Regions from separate parts of the Homo sapiens genome. Here region 1 is linked to region 2. Evidence: read pairs that join two places in POLR2A ChIA-PET (ENCODE). Cell type or tissue: GM12878. All regions are shown on one strand.

What was found. ChIA-PET counts read pairs that join two places held together with the same protein. Peaks named below come from ENCODE experiments on the same cell type or tissue, not always from the same donor. Only the 100,000 strongest peaks of a DNase experiment are listed, where the experiment ranks them.
Region 1: POLR2A ChIA-PET joins it to region 2 with 5 read pairs; 2 of 35 experiments call an interaction of 5 or more read pairs at or near these places.

What each region holds. Positions count from the first base shown.
Region 1 is chr12:76,633,999-76,636,498 of GRCh38, forward strand. LOC105369851 (a long non-coding RNA gene) reads right to left here. Exons shown (of 2, transcript XR_945115.3): 2 at 2,121-2,500. Among named protein-coding and RNA genes, the nearest start is that of OSBPL8, 75 kb to the left of the region's middle. RefSeq lists enhancers at 74-727, 728-1,380, 2,169-2,500. In GM12878, no CTCF peak of the experiment used is centred here; no DNase peak of the experiment used is centred here.
Region 2 is chr12:77,059,612-77,062,111 of GRCh38, forward strand. The region is part of intron 2 of E2F7 (E2F transcription factor 7); the gene reads right to left. Among named protein-coding and RNA genes, the nearest start is that of E2F7, 4.7 kb to the right of the region's middle. RefSeq lists an enhancer at 1,093-1,172. In GM12878, no CTCF peak of the experiment used is centred here; DNase peaks (open chromatin) are centred at 1,020 and 1,440; H3K4me3 peaks cover 2,139 bases; H3K27ac peaks cover 2,500 bases.

The sequences.
Region 1 (2,500 bases), 430 kb before region 2:
CTTTGTGTCCTTTTAAACCAGAAATTACCCTAATACAGCACTCCTTCTATAATTACCCATGGCCTCCAACACTTTCTCACCTCTAAAGTGGTTTCAGTGTGCTACTCTGGAATGACACATTATATCTAGATTTCAGCAAATATTCATTTTTTTTATACACAGAGGTAGTCGATGCTGCACTCTGCATTTCTTTCCATATACCCCTTTTGTGTATTTCTAACTCATACTTTGAGTAGAAAATGGGAAAAAATGTTTTCCTCCTATAATTTCCCCTCCCCCAGAACCATCCTTTTTCCTCTTTCCCTCCTGCTTTGAAACAGCTACTGAGCTGCCAGCAGAGGATTCTATTAAGATGAAAGCTTTGTCCTTGCAGAGGCAGACAAAGGGCTCTAAACAGAGCCTGCTCTCCAGTGTCTAGGAGAAGAGGTTACCATTCTGTCACAATGGTCTCTCCCATACCTTGCCCCCAACAACGCCCACATCTACCTCTCAAATATCTCGTTCTTATTGCTCCAGTTTATGGCAACGACAAAAACACTAAAAAAAATACTGATTCAAATATAATAAAGATGAAAACACACAAATAACTTTTACACATGTTGTCTCATTTTGTGAAGCTGTCTTGGAAAAACCCTCGAGTTCTGTGGGGGAAATACTAGTATTCACTCTTTCTTTTGTTCATTCATACCTGCACTTTTTTTTTTTTTAAGACAGAGTTTTGCTGTCATTGCCCAGGCTGGAGCGCAGTGGCGTGATCTCGGCTCACTGCAACTTCCGCCTCCCGGGTTTAAGCGATTCTCCTGCCTCAGCCCCCCGAGTAGCTGGGAGTACAGGTTTGTGCCACCATGCCCGGCTAATTTTGTATTTTTAGTAGAGACGGGGTTTCTCCATGTTGGTCAGGCTGGTCTCGAACTCCCGACCTCAGATGATCCACCCGCCTCGGCCTTCCAAAGTGCTGGGATTACAGGCATGAGCCACCGCGCCCGGCCCACAGCACATATTTTTATGTAGAGATACTGTGTGCCAAGCAAGATATTAGGCACTACATAACAATGGCAAAAAAGGAAGTGTTCCTCACAAAGCTTATTGTCTAGCTGGGGAGACAAATGAGTAAGTAGGCAAATATGATTTATTCAGAATGTACCAATTCGGGTATGCACTTATGGAACCCAAGGTCATTGTAATGGTATTCAAAAGTTGGAAACTATCTAACAATAATAAGTGTTAAGTTACTATTACTTTTGAAAGATATATTAGTGATATACTTTTTATTATTATTATTTTTTAGACAGAGAGTCTTACTCTACAGCCCAGGCTTTGAGTGCAGTGGCATGATCATAGCTCACAGCAGCCTCAAATTCCTGGGCTCAAGTCAACCTCTCATCTCAGCCTCCCAAGCAGCTAGGATTATAAGCACATGCCACCATGTCCAGCTAATATTTTTAAAAAATTTCTGTAGAAACGGTCTCACTCTCTTGCCCAGGCTGATCTCAAACACTTGTTCCCAAGATCTTCCTACCTTGGCCTCCCGAAGTGCTGGAATTACAGGCATAAGCCACCACACCTGGCCTTAATGACATAATTTACACTAAATGTTTTGAGAGGGAGGGAGAGAAAAGCTGAAAGCCAGAATGCTAACTGGAAGAAATATATTAAAAAGTTGAAAGGACTTATCTCTGTGAGATGGGATTTTTCTCCTTTTCATGTTTCTGTATTTTCCTAATTTCCTATGACAAGTATGTGTTACTTTTATAATTAAATTAAAAAACTGTAAGGTGAAAAATGTAAGATTGTTATAAGTATGCTGGCACCCAGTGATGGTAATATTTATCTTCAAATATACCTTAAGCTAAAATGTATCTTTCTAATGAAATTTTAGTTTTTAAATGTTCCTTTATAACTTTTCTTTCAATATTTTATCTATAATTAGCTTCCTGGTTTTAAAATTTCACATTTAAGGAACAACTTTCAAATATGTGCCTATGTATTCAGAGATATTTACAGTGCTTTTGTACATTATGTCATTTAATCCAGACAGTAATCCCATGAGGTTGGTGTTGTTATCACCTTTTTACAGAGGAAAAGCAAGGTTCAGAGATATTAAGGAACCAAAATCACAGTTAGTGGGTAGCAGAGACAGAGCTCCAATACAATTTTTTCAAAACTGGAAATTCAGAGTTTCCTGCATTTCACAATGGTGCCTGTTATGTAGCTCTGAAATGATTCCAAACACTTACATAGATTGCTACGTGTGACATATGTTTTGCTGTGATAAGAACATGGAGTGTAATCCCCCTCCACATGGGAATGTTACGTTGCGATGTTATAGGACCAACAGATTCATATGCCTGCTGTGCAGTGACAGACAGGTACAGAGATAGCAGGGTTTGCAGCAGAGAAAGAGTGTAATGATCACAGGGCACCAAGCAAGGGGATGGGAGGAGACCCTTAAATCCATCTCTCCGAGAAGTTTCTAGCTGACGTTTTTCAGGGGGTCATG
Region 2 (2,500 bases):
GGCTGAAGACAGCTGACTTGTCCAAGATCACACCACTTCCTGGGAAGCCTCTCCTGTACTCATTGGCTGGTAGAAGTAGCACAGACATATAAAAGCCAGGACTCTGGGAGGCCAAGGCAGGCGGATCACGAGGTCAGGAGATCGAGACCATCCTGGCTAACACGGTGAAACTTTGTCTCTACTGAAAATACAAAAACAAAAATTAGCTGGGCGTGGTGGCGGGCGCCTGTAGTCCCAGCTACTCTGGAGGCTGAGGCAGGAGAATAGCGTGAACCCAGGAGGCAGAGCTTGCAGTGAGCTGAGATCATGCCATTGCACTCCAGCCTGGGTGACAGCGAGATTCTGTCTCAAAAAAAAAAAAAAAAAAAAAAGCCAGGCCTCCTTGCCCCAACTCTGGACTCCTCTGATGGCTGCCCTAGAACTCCCCAGAGGGTCATTTCCACTGTGACTGTATTGCAGCTCCACTTTTCCTTCTGTCCAATTCCATGCCTTCCTGTCCCTTCCCTAGGCATTGATCCCAAGAGTACTTCCTAAAAACCTCCTGCACACTTAACCTCTGGGTAAGATCTGCTTCAGGAAATCTAACCTGCAACACCCTGGAAATCACTCCCTCCATTAGAGTGTCCTGTGAAACGGCCCTCTAGTTCTTATATATAAATAGAGGTAATATACCTTGGCTTACCTACCATAGAGTTGCTGTGATAATGAGCTCAGAAGGTAAAAGCACTCTGTCATCTGTGAAGTGCTATACAAATGTTCATTATTATTACTAATAACACCAGCACACTGACTATAGGTAAACTAGTTCATGCTGCCAAAGAAAGGTCTTCGTTGTCTTGGTTCTAGTCCTGCTCCTGTGTCCGATACAGCTTTGATCATGTTATCTCAAACAATATACACAGTCAAGTGTATATATTAGCTCTGGGCCATATTTAGCCAACTTCTTTTTCAGTTCCCTCTCATGCACATCCCACATTCTGCCCAAACAGTCCCCCTGCTACTCAAACCTGCCCTGCACTTTGTCACAGCTAAGCTGGTGCTCACACCACCACTTCCTCTTTAATGCCACTGGCTTTGCCTGTTGAAATTCTGTCTACTATTTAAGTCTCATTGCAATGACTACATGTTAGAAAGTGTCTCCTTCTAGCTATGGACCAACAACTCTCCTTCTTTCCAGAGCACACTTTCTAGAAGCAATCCACACTGAGGGTTTCCCCTGCCTACCTCCTAGGGGTCCCTCAAACTACCAGTCTGTTCTGATCCACTGCTCTTACTTAGGTCACCTCTCAGTTGCCAGATCAAGTCAATGGCAAAATATCTTACTTGACCTCACTGCAGCAGTTAAGACTGTTGACTATTCTTTGTTCTATAGAACTCTCAGCCCTTAACTTGTGAGATACCACTGTTTCTTTCTCTCCTGGTTCTTCTCATACTTCTGATTGTGCCTTCTCAGCCTCCTTCTATTTTCACTCTTACAAACCAAACCGCAAGAGTGCACACACAACCCTCTGCCGCTCTCTCATTATTTGCCACTCCCACGTATAAAGCTTTAAAATCAACCTGTATGCTGACAATTCCTGTTCGGACCTGATTACGACCTTTCATGAATTCCAAAATCAGGCTACCTGCTGCTTTCTGCACATATTTATTTACCTATAAACCACACAGGTACAAACATATTCCAAACTGAACTCACCTTCATTCTCACCCACTCCCAAGAGACATGAATGACATTCAAAGAACACCCATGCCCATTAAGTTTGGGCATTGTCCCCAAATATGCCATGCTCATTTCTACTTCTTCACTAACTCCCCTCCTCTCTACTTGCCTGAGACTCAGTATTCCTTCCTTCCAGCCACAGCTCAAGTGCTAGCTCCTTCACAAAGCTCTCCTAGCCTCTTTGGCCCAGACTGTTTTCCACTTTTGTTGTGTCAAGTGCATTGTAAACAGGTAAGAGGCATAGTAACTTCGGGTAATGAAGTTGGAAACTCCTTTATGTTTTAAAGAAAAGTTTCTCCATGACTGGTAAGAAGATGCATACATAATACAGTACTTACAGACCTTGACCAACGGGCAAATGGCCAAGAAAGAAATCCTCTAAATGACCGCTGATCCAGCAAGACACCACTCCAGGTATTCCCCGGAGAGATTCCAAGAAGGATCAACTCAGCACCACTAGCTTCCAGCCACTCTTGATTTCTTGAACATTTTTTTGAATGCTCACACCTCATGCTGTTACTTCTGCCTAAAATGTCCATCTCGTTCACTCTTGCTTTCTTGTAGGTTGAGCTTCCTCATCCACTAAGGCTTAGCCCAAATGTTCCTTCCTCTGTGAAGCTTTTTAACTCCCTCTGAACTTCCCATGAATTTATTTCCTCCTCTTCTTTCTGCCCAGGTAATTTGTTCCTACTCCTAGTATAGCACTCACCAAATCACAGTATAGTTTTACATCTGGGCCCCTGAAAGTCTCCCTGGTAACTGAGGGCAGGGTGGACAACA